Linked DNA regions of Homo sapiens: region 1 is linked to region 2. The links are chromatin contacts, found by Hi-C or POLR2A ChIA-PET in ENCODE. All regions are on one chromosome and are shown on one strand. The core of a region is the stretch at or near the end of the contact, and the rest is flanking DNA. Distances in the headings are between cores, read along the strand shown. Region 1 holds the start of FMOD (fibromodulin). Region 2 holds the start of BMNCR (bone marrow associated non-coding RNA).

What was found. Hi-C counts contacts between places; a loop is a spot of excess contacts on that map. ChIA-PET counts read pairs that join two places held with the same protein, here RNA polymerase II (POLR2A). Pooled maps may share reads with other maps.
Region 1: a loop to region 2 is called in a map of ascending aorta, with 3 times the contacts of the local background. The contact joins the promoter of FMOD here to the promoter of BMNCR in region 2. A Hi-C loop is called at or near these places in 11 of 168 maps with a recorded cell type or tissue (CD14-positive monocyte, K562, Right ventricle myocardium inferior and 6 more) and 7 of 50 pooled maps. POLR2A ChIA-PET finds 5 or more read pairs at or near these places in 3 of 52 experiments (AG04450, GM12878 and Panc1).

What each region holds. Positions count from the first base shown.
Region 1 is chr1:203,348,374-203,354,480 of GRCh38, reverse strand. It overlaps FMOD (fibromodulin), which reads left to right and starts at 3,359. Exons shown (of 3, transcript NM_002023.5): 1 at 3,359-3,448. It also overlaps the pseudogene LOC100131747.
Region 2 is chr1:203,405,540-203,412,380 of GRCh38, reverse strand. BMNCR (bone marrow associated non-coding RNA) reads left to right here and starts at 4,756. Exons shown (of 3, transcript XR_001738390.3): 1 at 4,756-5,850; 2 at 6,529-6,596. RefSeq lists a silencer at 2,014-2,214.

The DNA.
Region 1 (6,107 bases), core at 2,110-4,609, 57 kb after region 2:
TCATTGTTAGTAAATGCAGAATTAGTCAGCATGCTGGAATTTAAAAAAATAAACATCTGTACCCAATGGTGAATCTGTCCAGGCTATCTAGGCTCATTTAAAAGTGTTTCCCAGGCTCGGTTGCCAAGATCAGTGTCCTCCACTGAAAGGTGACTGCTTTCTGGACTCAAAAATGACTAGAAAGTTATCTGTGCATTATTCATAAGCATTTTCACAGTAAGGCCATTCTGCTTCACTCATGAGGTCAGAGTTTGCTACATTCAGATCTGCTTTATTATAATCAGGCATTATACCGAAGCCTTCTTTGTGTCTCCAACACTTAGGATCATGCCCAACACATAGTAGATGCTCAAATTTATTAAACGGAAATGAAATATGGGTGGGATGAGGAAGAGAACCCCTATACCCCAGCCCCATCTCACTTTAAAACCCCCCTGCCCCCAGATTCAGGCAGATTGGTCAATCGTAATTAATTAAGCTTCATCTTAGTCGAGGCCAGCCTGACAGCAGGGTAGTCATTGCCCCTCCACTTTGCCAATCCTCTGTGCTAGAGTTAGAGAAAAGTGTGTGGGCTTTCAAGTCATGTAGACCAAGGTTCAGATCCTTGTTTTGCCACTTACCAGCTAGTCACTTTATATCACTAAAACCCTAATTCCTTGGCTGAAAGCAGGGTCAAAAATAAAAAAAAAAAAATCCTGACAGAATGAGGTGACATAACAGAGGCAGGTCGGAGCCACTGCTGTCACCATGACCCGCAGTAACCAGCATGAGCTTACTGGCTAGAAAAATAGGAAAAAGCAGAGTGACTCAGTTAAGGGAAAACGTCGAGATGACGGGCTTTCTGCTGCTGCGGCAAGCAGAGGAGCTCAGAGACCAAGCAGCAGGAGCAGAAGAAGGCAAAAGAGAAGAAGGAGGAACCCGAGTAGCTTTGTGGCTTCATGTCCAACCCTCCTGCCCTTCGCCTATGTGACTGGAGCCAGTCCCACCACCCTCACGTTTCCTCCTGCAGTGCCCGCAGGTCCCCGCACCCATGGCCTCCTTTTGCCCTGAGTCTGCAGCGGGTCCCTTTTGTGCTTCCTTCCCCTCACGTAGCCTCTCTCCCCCTGGCCCCTCCTGGAAGTGGCGGGTGGGAGGTTACCCCTTCCCAGTGTTTTTTTATTCCTGTGGGGCTCACCCCAAAGTATTAAAAGTAGCTTTGAAAAAAAAACACTAATTCCAATGCAAAATATCTACTGTTATCTTTGATAACATAAGTAAACCACCTAGTCTATAGTAGGTGGTCAGAAAAGGCTCATTCATTAGGTTTCATCTTTTTGAAATCTCTTCTTAAATTCTGAGAATGGGTCCCTGACAAGGCCCTTTCTGACAGCCCACACGCTAAGTCAAAAGCTCAAACCTATTGGAGAAACCAAAAGGACCATCTGCCTCGACACTTCTAAATTCTTCAAATTCAAGTCATCTCAGGGTTTCTCAGTTGGTATTTTTTTAAGATAAAGGTGTTTCTTTGATGTTGGCATAAGCCAGTTAACATACTTGAGGAGAGAACATTTAGGACACATGAGTTTATCTAAGCTATTGAGATTCTGTGTGACCCACATTATAATGGTTCTCAAATGTTTTCTTCCAGCCCCTAAACTCCAGATTCAGATTCATATGTCCAACGGTCTACGTGCATCTCCAGGGGAATGCCTAGCAGGCATCTCTAACAGCATATCCAAAATGTAACTTTGGTTTTCTACCCAACTCAGTCCCACGTCACCTTTCCCATGTCAAGAAATGTTACCACCACCTACCCAGTTGCTCAAACTAAAATTCTAGGAATCATCCTTGACTTTTCCTAACTCTGCAAGACTTGTCAGTTCTCTGTCTAAAATATAAGATCTTCTCTTCCATTGCACCAGTCCAATCTGCCATTACCTCTCCTTGAGGCTGGGTTGGAGCCTCCCTGCTTCCACCCTGGCCTCCCCTTCTCCATACAGCAGCCCCTCCTACATGCTTTTAAAATGTAAATTAGATCCCATGCAAATCAGATCCCATGGCTTCTCCTGCTTGAAACATGTTTTTTTTTTTAAACATTTAGAATAGGCCGGACCGGATGACGCACGCCTGTAATCCCAGCACTTTGGGGCACTGAGGTGGGTGGATCACCTGTGTTTAGGAGTTCAAGACCAGCCTGACCAATATGATGAAACCCTGTCTCTACTAAAAATACAAAAAATTAGCTGGGCGTGGTGGCGTGTGCCTGTAGTCCCAGCTACCCAGGAGGCTGAGGCAGGAGAACGGCTTGAACCTGGGAGGCGGAGGTTGCAGAAAGCAGAGATTGTGCCACTGCACTCCAGCCTGGGCGACACAGCGAGACTCCTTTTCGATCTCCTGACCTCATGATCCTCCTGCCTCGGCCTCCCAAAGTGCTGGGATTACAGGCATGAGCCACCACGCCCAGCTGAGACTCCTTCTCAAACAAACAAACAACAACAACAACAACAAAAACATTTAGAATAAAAACCAAATCACTTCCATCGCCCAAAAGTCCTTTCATGGTACAGCTCCTGCCCAGCTTTCTGATCTTGTCTTTCCCTGGCTGAGGAATTCTATGGCTGTGAAATGGGTAGGACACAGTGAACCTCAGCTATGTGCCAGGTCAGGAGCCTCCCACACATCACCTGATACAGTCCTTGCTACAACCCAGCAAGGTAAGTGTTATTAACTCTGAATTTGTTGTGAGCATTAAGTGGAAGTGGATGATGCTAGTGCATAAGCAGTGATCAGCAAATGCTGGAGTCCCTGCCTTTCCTTTTGTTCCAGTGGTGGAGGTGGGCAGGACCTGTAGCCTAGAAAAGTCTACACTGCTTAGGGATAGAACTGGAACCAGAGCCGGCTGTCCCTTGTCATTCATGCTCCCTTATCCACTAGCCTGATGACCTGTCTATAGGGGGAGCTGAGAAGCGCGAGTTCTCGCTCTCTGGAGGGACATGTGGGTTGCTGAAGGAGTTAAGATGTCTCTTACCAAACCCTGGCCCTCCCCATCCCTGCATCTGCCTTTGTGGCTTTAATGAGAAATCCAGGCGCTTCATAAGAGACTGTACAAATAACTTCTAGGGCGCCACTAACTCATTCAGCAGAAAGGGACCCAGGGCTGCCAATGTTTCAGGGAAGATAAGTGAGTGGAAAAAAGGTGGTTTTTATAGCGTCAGGCGGACCGAAGGATTTGCGTGGTTGAGCGTGAACTCCGCCCCTGCAGCAGAGCTGAAAAAAACCAGGATCCGGGTTCCTCAGCCCCTTTTCACAATATTTGATTAGGAATTTGGGGCGGGACCCTGGTCTGGCACAGGCACGCACACTCTCAGTAGACTCTTTCACTCCTCTCTCTCTTCCTCTCTCACACGTTCTCCAACCCAAGGAGGCCAGACAGAGGGACGTGGTCACTCTCTGAAAAGTTCAACTTGAGGTAAGTATAGTCGTTTTACTTCGGGTTTGTCCCTAGCAGTTCCTTAAAAGAAATAAAGGAAAAGTGGTAGGGGATAGGGGAGATGGGGAGGCAGGGAGGGTTCATTCCTCCTTCTCCACATCTGGGCCATGACCCCAGGGATGCTGGAGAGTGGCAGAGAGGGTGTATAAGGGAGGGGTTCCAGCCCTGTACCTTTCTCTTACAGTTCCTTTATGGGTGCTGAGGGGACCTCCAATTCTCAGGCATGAAAAAGTGAAGGACCCTCTGTCTAGGGAAGCTTCTTCCCTGCTACTCATAAATCCCATCATGCTGGGAGTGTGGGCATTTTGAAGGGTATTCCAAGACCTGGATGTCCCTGCAATCTCTCTTATAGAGGGGTTTGGTACATAAATGCTATTATGGGAGAGGGGGAAACTTTTGTGTAGAATGTGTGTGTGTGTGTGTGTGTGTGTGTGTTTGGAGTGGAAAGGAGAGAATAAAAAGAAGCATTGAGAACTGGCCATGTCCAGGGAGCTGTGGATTGGGGTGGGGATGCAATCCAGGTGAGGGGATGGCCTCTGGCTTGACCTTCTCCACTGATAGGAGGGAGAGATCTTTCTCTAGAGTGGAGAAATGAAAGAACAGCAGTAGCTCCTGAGTAAACTTCCCCCAGCTGATAGTGTGGCAGTCCTGGAAACTTTCGACCTTACAGAAACTCTGAGCACAGGAGGGCCTCTAGCATTATGGGAAACAGTGTAAGACTATGCAACCCTGAAGCAACATTGCTAAGAGATGGGATGGGGTAAGGAGAGGCATAAGCTCCCCATCAAACCCTTTCAGCACCCATGGCTCTAAGAAGAGGCTGAAGTGGGCAGGGTGCACAGCCCCTAGAAAGCTGAGTCTGAAGGGGAAGGTGGCTCTTGTCTGCCAAGGTGCCCAGTCTGAAAGAAGGAGAAACGGAGACAGAGGCTCACTGTGCCAGCCCTCCAGACAGCCACCTTGGTCCTGCAACAGCCCAGGGCTGTGCATGGAAAAATGCTCTGTTGGCAGTGGGCCGCTCCATTCGTCTTCTCTCCTGGCCAGAGCCAGGAACCAGCCAGCTTGCCCAGGCAGTGGGCAGTTGGGTCAGCTTCTCCAAAACACTGTGGCTCTTTGTCTGAGGCCTGAGGCTGCCTGTGGATGAGCCAGGGTGCCTGCTCCTCTGCAACCTAGGAACTGATGGGATGAAGTGGGCCCAAGGAAACTGTTTTGAGGGGACAGAGAGGTCTGGGATGGATGGTGGTCAGGAGGTAACTCTGTTGAGTGTCATAGTTGGGGTCTTTCCCATCAGTTCACTGGATCTGATGATGTTGGCTTTTATACTCCTTTCTTTCTTCTGTTTACAGTTGCCAACCCCAGTAGGCCCAACAGCAATGTGAGGGCTGTATGTGACTCTTCCAGGCCAAGAAAGATTCTAAGGTTTCTCTGTCCAAGGGTGACACTCAGGAAGATGCCCACTGCTCACAGGAGTATGTCATGCATTGGCTATAGGTAACCAGGGTAGGGTACCCAGGCCACCCCTAGTCTCTTACCTTCCATACCTTTAGTTTCCCTCTCAGATGACATCAGACCCACATTTCCTCTTCAGTCTGCCCTGTTCCTATCTCATTAGCACAACAGGTTCAAAAGCAACAGGTTTCCAGCAATGTGGGGACCTAGACACAGAGCCTGGTCATCTAGGTGTCATCGCTGGGAGCAGGTAGCTTGGGAAAGGAGAGGAGAATGTCAGGGTCCTACCTCAAGCTGCTTTCCCTTGAGCATACACAAGAGTTTCCAATCTCTAGCTATTCTTTTGGTGTCCCTCATTCATTTCTCTTGGCCCCACATGGCTCTTGCATGATGCCCATGGTGGAGCATGAGGAGTGCTAACACCTTACTAGGCACCATGGAAGAGAGAAGCAGATTAACTCAGACTTCACACACTGAGTACCTGCTTTAGAAGGCAAGTGCCACACCCAGTGCCAGGGTCCTCAGTCTGGAAAGGATTTGTAACTGCTGCATGAAGACCCTGTCCCAGCCAAGTTGCATGTGTAGCCACAAACTGCTAACCAGTGAGTTTCCTCACTCAGCAGACTGTTACAGATGATGGCACTTTGGAGGGCAACCTGAGCCTTGTGGTGGCTGCAGAGGGACCACACTCCTCCCCAAACACTCAAGACCAAAAACTCCCAGCCTGCCCAAGAGACCAAAAGATTTTCCAGATGTAGTTCAGCTCTTCCCCTTCGATGCGTCAAGCGGCTTCTGGAGGTCTCCCATCCTAGGGCTTTCTCCTTGGACTCTTAGAAAAATACTATTTCCCCGGAACATCCAAACTGGATTTGGGTTCAGATCTGAAGAGCATCCCACTACCATCCTTACCACCACACCACAAACACAGGGATTGCTGTGGGCTTTTCAGCTTTCCCACAGGACTTTCAGAGTGCTAGAGGCTCCTAAGAATCTGCCCCTCCAAAAAAAAAATGCAGCTGTTCCCATTCAAAGACATTCTGTCTGTGACTCTATGACCAGGGGAAAATGCACTTAGCTCACCCCAAATAGCCATGGTCCGGCTGGACCAAGTGCAGAACCAGACTGGGAGGAGGCACCGAAGAAATGAGAGCAAGGCTCCTGCTCTCAGATGTTTGACATGGAAGTCAGCTCT
Region 2 (6,841 bases), core at 3,507-6,006:
TCTGTTGGAGTTTGCTGGAGGTCCACTCCAGACCCTGTTTGCCTGGGTATCACCAGTGGAAGCTGCAGAAAGCAAATATTGCAGAATAGCAAATGTTGCTGCCTGATCCTTCCTCTGGAAGCTTCATCTCAGAGGGTCACCCGGCTGTATGAGGTGTCAGTCAGCCCCTACTGGGATGTGTCTCCCAGTTAGGCTACTTGGGGGTCAGAGAGCCACTTGAGGAGGCAGTCTGTCCATTCTCAGATCTCAAACTCCATGTTGGGAGAACAACTACTCTCTTCAAAGCTTTCAGACAGGGACATTTAAGTCTACAGAAGTTTCTACTGCCTTTTGTTCAGCTATGCCCTGCCCACAGAGGTGGAGTCTACAGAGGAAGGCAGGCCTGCTTGAGCTGTGGTGGGCTCCACCCAGTTCGAGCTTCCCAGCCACTTTGTTTACCTACTCAAGCCTCAGCAATGGCAGATGCCCCTCCCCCAGCCTCGCTGCTGCCTTGCAGTTCGATCTCAGACTGCTGTGCTAGCAGTGAGCAAGGCTCCGTGGGCGTGGGACCCTCCGAGCCAGGCGTGGGATATAATCTCCTGGTGTGCCATTTGCTAAGACCATTGGAAAAGCGCAGTATTAGGGTGGGAGTGTCCCAGTTTTCCAGGTACCGTCTGTCACAGCTTCTCTTGGCTAGGAAAGGGAACTCCCTGACCCGTTGTGCTTCCTGGGTGAGGCAATGTCCCGCCTTGCTCTGTGGGCTGCACCCACTGTCTGACAAGCCCCAGTGAGATGAACCCGGTACCTCAGTTGGAAATGCAGAAATCACCCACCTTCTGCGTCACTTATGCTGGGAGCTGCAGACTGGAGCTGTTCCTATTCGGCCATCTTGGAACCTCCCCCAAAACATGCTTTTTTAATCTGCCTAAACATATTCCCACCCTTTCACCTAGCTAACTCTTATTCTTCTTTTAGGCCAGGGGTCCCCAACCCCCAGGCTGTGGACTGGTACAAGTCCATGGCCTGTCAGGAACCAGGCCAAACAGTGGGAGGTGCAGGAGGTGAGTGGCTGGCAAGCATTAACACCTGAGCTCCTCCTCCTTTCAGATCAGCAGTGCCATTAGACTCTCATAGGAGCACAAACCCTCTTGTGAACCGTGCATGCGAGGGATCTAGGTTGCACACTCCTTATGAGAATCTAACTGGCTCCTGATGATCTGAGGTGGAACAGTTTCATCCCAAAACTATTCCCCTCTGAACCCCACTGTCCATGGAAAAATTATCTTCCATGAAACCAGTCCCTGGTACCAAAAACATTAGGGAACCGATGTTTTAGGCTTCAGGTTAAGTGTCACCTCATTAGACAGGTTTACCTGGCCCTGAGGGTCCCCTTCCACAACACTCACCTATTTATAAAGCCTGCAGTTTTCACCACCAAGTGAAGCCTGTCCATCTTGTTCACTGCTTAGCAAAGTAATAAACAATTGCAACTGCATAAATGGATGGTCAGGTTTTGTACCCTCTCCTTTAAGTGATGAACTTCTACTCATCCTGCACATCCTCCTCACACTCCCAGCCCCAAGCTGGTTCAACTGCTCTTCTCTGTGTTCCAATAGCACATTTTACCTTCCCTATCATAGACTTCATCTTATTACATCATGATTCCATGTTTACTTATCTGCCACTCCATCTAGGATTTGAGCTCCTTGAGTTCCGTGGTCTTGTTTTATCATCTTTGTATCTCCCAAGAAGAATGCTTGGCATAGGGCAGGCTCTCAATGATGTTGACTTTATAAATCTGTTGTAAAAAGAGCCCCGGGAACCCTGAAAGTAGAGAGTAGGAAGTTGAGGGAGGGAGGCAATTTTAGATTTAGCTAACTGCCCTGAACATGGCATAGATGAATTCTTCCTGTCTAACCTATTTGGGGAAGTGGATCGAGAGTTCTGTGTCCAAGTGTATATTTGCATATTTACATTTAGCTAGAAAAATAAAAACTGCCCTTAGTACAGGAAGATGGGGAAGGCAGATAGCCTCTGCTCTAGGAGCTTAATCAGCAAGTCACCAGGGCTATTTTCAGAGCTTCCAGTGAGTTTTTGGCTATGCTAAGGGAGTTCACGAGCCACGTTTGGCAGCAGAGATTGGAGAAAGTTGTTCCACGTAAGAAATGAGAGGAATTCGGATTTTGCCCCTAAGAAGAAGACAACAATGAAGAGGGGGAAGGGGATTAGCTGAATAACATGCAAAGAGTCTGCACCCTGAGTTATGAAAATGATCAATGGATTTTTAAAAAGTCATACCAGAAATGTCTGTTGTTTAGTATTATTTAGTGTTTAGTGTTATTGCTATGATGTAAAGCTCTTCATTTCTTCAAAGCTTCCTAAGTTTTCCACATCACAGAAGCCTTGCAAGTATTTCTGCCATGTTCTCCACCTGGATGGTGGTGGTGTGGAACAGGGACAGTCACCAGGAATGGCCAGAGGACCCTGGATCGAACAATTCATCAGAAGCAGGAGCACCCTCCAGAAGTTTGTGGAAAACTTGAGATGGACATTAGACTTTGCAAACTCCAAAGGGTGATGCTGGTTCAAGGCACATTTGCCCTGACCTGAAGGGTCAATGTGACCACTTCTAGTCTTTATGAGCAGGGCTGTGTGTGTTTCAGTGGCAGTGTGTCTCTAAGAAGTGTGGGCTTTCATTGTCTGTATAATTAAACCCTGTGCTTGCAATTATCCTTGAAGGTATATGTGTTTATGTGCTGCTTTTGGAATGATATATTGATATGACTGCATGTTGAGTCCCTGTGGGAGAGGCTGCTAAATGGTCATGTGACCATACTTTTCTTCCTCACCTAGGAACACCAAGCCCCTTCGCACTCCATGAGAAGTAGAGGCCTTCCCGGGATCAAAACAGCACTCCCTCTCTGAGCCTCCCCAAGTAACATACACTACCTGCCCCATTTTCTCCTTCTCCTGCCCCTGCCTGTTTCCTTGTCTTCTTCCTCCAGCCCCAAGAATAGCTGAGGCTCTTAACTAAGAACAAGAAAACAAAAAATCGGGTCACCAGATGTGCTTCATTCCACCTCTCCCTCTCTAGCTATCCTCCCCACAAGCCAACGCATTCTGAGCATATATACAGCAAGCACCTGGCATCCCCCCAAACCCAGCTGTGCCTCTGCCTGGCAACAGACCCAACTCAGGTGGAAATTTGGGGTACCCCACAAGCATACCATATGGTTCATCCTGTCTCTAGCACTATGGTGCAGCTCTTTTGTTCTGCCTAGACAGCCTAAGCAGACCCCAGAATGATTTTTCCCATCCTGAATGAAAGGTGATATGTTGATGTCATCTGTACTGCCGGTCGCCTTCTCCCTGTGTAGACACTGCCTGTCTCAGTGTAGGAGGACAATGAGGTCTCCAGGAACAAGGTCCCCGTCCAGAGGCAGGAAGACAGAGAGACCAGCAGTCCTGCCTCAGCTCATGGGCAGGGTTCACTTGAGCTGGTCCCCACCTGGAGCCCAAAATGAGTGTCTTGTGCTTTGGAGTGAACAGACATCTGGGATTCTCATTGGGGACTGTTTACTGGTTGATTTGCATGGCACATTAACAGCCCACAGCAGCCCACTTTCTGCCAGGGACTTTCAGGAACCATTTCTCCAAGCCAGCGTGGCCCTGCGCGGGCATGAGCCCTCCCCATCCCTTCTTCCCTCCCCACATCAGCCACGTGGATGTGACTCACACAGGCTCTCTGAGCCCCTGCCAGCAGCAGCCAGAGGACTGCCTGGATAAAGTTGGGATGGGCTACTTCAGGAGCAGGGAACAGTCCAGAGTCCCTGTTAGAATTCCGTGGGCCTCCGTGCCCTCCTCCTACTACTACTCCCAGTGTCGCCTGCAGCCCAAACCTCATGCAGCAGCGTCTCCCTGATGCTTGGGCGAAAGTTCATCCTTTCCTATCTGCTTCTCTCCTTTCTCCCGTAGCACATACCACAATCAGGGACAACTATGTGAGTTCTCTTGGTTTTTCCCTGTGATATTATATAAATAACCCACACTTAAAGCAGAATATTCATATATATTATTTTGTTTTATCCTCATGATCACTCTATGAGATAATTGTTATATTTCCCATTTCAAAGAAGAAGAAATTGAAGATTGAAAGATTAAGTGAGGCAAAGCATAGAGGATGTTTAGGTAGTTAAACTACTCCGCATGATCCTATAAAGGTGGATACAATTCATTATACATTTGTCCAAACTCATAGAATGTACAACACCAAGAGTGAACCTTAATGTGAACTCTGGACTTTGGGTGATAATGATGTTAAAATGTAGGTTCATCGGGTTTAGCAAATGACTGTTCCTGTGGGGGATGTTGATAGTTGGGGAGGCTGTGTGTGTGAGGGGCAGGGGATACATGGGGAACTCTGTACTTTCTACTCAATTTTGATGTAAACATAAAACTGCTCTAAAAAAAAAAAAGTCTATTTAAAAAATGCCACTCTAGGCAATACAGAGAGACCCTGTCTCTTAAAAAAAAAAAAAAAAAAAATTAGCCGGGCATGGTCATGCACTTCCATGGTCCCAGCTACTTGGGAGGCTGAGGTGGGAGGATTGCTTGAGCCCAGGAGGTTGAGGCTGCAGTGAACTATGATCACACCACTGCACTCCAGCCTGAGCAACAGAGTGAGACCCTGTCTCAAAAAATAATAATAGTAATAATAAGAAATACATAAATAAATACTTATTTTTAAAAATTTTAAGTTTTAAGTTTTTTAAAAAGTTTTCCTTGATTCCCAGAGTTTCCCTTGTTCTAAATGTACTGCATGAGCTTCTGAATGTACTTGGAGATTTACCAGTACCTCTCCTTGCCAGTTGTAGCTCCTCACCCCAGCCTGTCATCTGTCTGCCCCACCCTCCTCAACCTCTGGACTATAAGAACTCTGAGCCTTGACTTAGTTGTCTCTGTATTCTTAGCTTGCGGCAGTGTCTGACACATAGTAGATGCTGAATAAATGTCTGCTGGGAGAATGCATGAATGAATGAATGCATGGAGGAAGAGGAAGGAGAGGAAGAGAGAGAAGAAGATAGTGGGAAGGAAGAGAGGAAGAGGAAATAAAAAACAGGAAAAGGAGATGGAAGAAGAAGGAGAGTGCAGTATAGGGTCGGAAAGAAAAAAGGCATCCCTTGATTTGATCTTATCCCCTTTGTCTTCCTGGGGACTGGAAGGCCCTTCTCAGTTCCTTTCTTTTCCCTCTCCTCCCAACAGGATAAGGACTTTGGCCACAGCCCTGCCTATCCCCCAGGTATCCCCATAAAGTCTTTAACCCTTAGATATAGAACTGCTCTGTCCCTTTTCTACAAAACAAATGTGTTATTTGGGCAGAAGAGGAAAGGAGAAAATTTGAAGTGGAAAAATCTTTGGTTTGGAAATTCAGCTGACTGCCCTCATTTGGAATAAAATGTCCTTCAGTCCCTGGCTGTGTGGCAGGCAGGCCCGGCCAACAGCAACACCGGATGCCGGGAGACTGGGAGGAGGCCTGGGGATTTTCAGAGGAGCCGCCAGAGTGGTATGAACTTGGAATCCAGGAAGAGAGTGATGGGGCTCATCTCCAAGGGCTGAATCCCTATCCTCTTCCTCATCTCTGTCCAGACAGTGGTCAGTTGTCCCGATGTGTCAGGCAGAGTGCTGTCCTGGGGGCACAGACAGGACCAGGAGAAGCAAGTCCTGAGGGAGAACAGGGGCTGGGTCTGTCTCATGTCCTGAGCACCAACCTCAGCATCTGACACATGGAAGGTACCCAAGAAACATCAGCTGGGAAAAAAAAAGTAACCCTTGTCCCGAGGGGTTGACAGGAGACCCAGACTTTGCACTCAGGTTGGTCCCAGCCTAATAGTGGAGACAGAACAGATATAAAGAATGCAGCTCAAAATCGGAATACCAAGTACAAATACAAATAATATAAACCAAGGGCTGACCTATCAGAGTAGCACAGCAGACTGGCTTGGGGCCAGTGAGGTGAATTGAGAGAACCTCCCCAAACAGACCATCCTAAGTGGGCCTCTGAAGGAGCAGATGGGAATTATTTGGCTGAAGCCAGTAGGATGAGTATCAAAGTGGGGAGTTCAGACAACATAAGAACAAGAAGAGCAGGAGGCTGAGCGGGGATGGGGCAGGTCTCCAGGGCTGGAGCAAAGCACAGCTGACCCACCCTGACTGGTGTCTGCAGATGTTGTAGAAGCAGCGCTTAAGTTTACACTGGCTTGCTGGTAACCTGGGTAGCCGGGGGGAAATATCACAGTATAGTTCACAGGTTGTGTCATAATCTCCCAGATTCATCATTTTCAGCCTTGGTTGTGCTTATGGGGCTAAGGGGTGGAGGCCTAGATTTGTAACAACCCAGAGACCAAACCCATTTCCACAAGAAAGTGCACAGAGAAGACAAAGGGAAAAACGTGGTAACAGGGAAGATGTCAGAGAGATGGGAGGCTGTGCAGAGAGGGCAGCACAGGCTGCCAGTTGGCCTCTCTTGTTTTGTTTTGTTTTGCTTTGCAGGAGAGAGGGAGGTTGGAAGCGCCACTGAGAGGAGTCAGAGGAAAGTGTAAGGAGACTTGTAAAAAAAGGTATGCAGGGTGCTGTGTGCTGCCTGATCCACTGTATGTGAGTTCTGGGTTTCAGCAAAGGCCATACAGACATTAAGGCTTCTGGAGCTGGGCTAATGCTTCCTTGGACTGTGATCCCGCTGAAATCAACTTTGGAGGAAAGGAAATGAAAAGGCTCCAATTTGTATCTTCCTGGGAGTAAATGTTTCTTATCCAATATCAATTCTCTCCTTCCTTACTTAATAAAACCACAATTTGTTACCCAG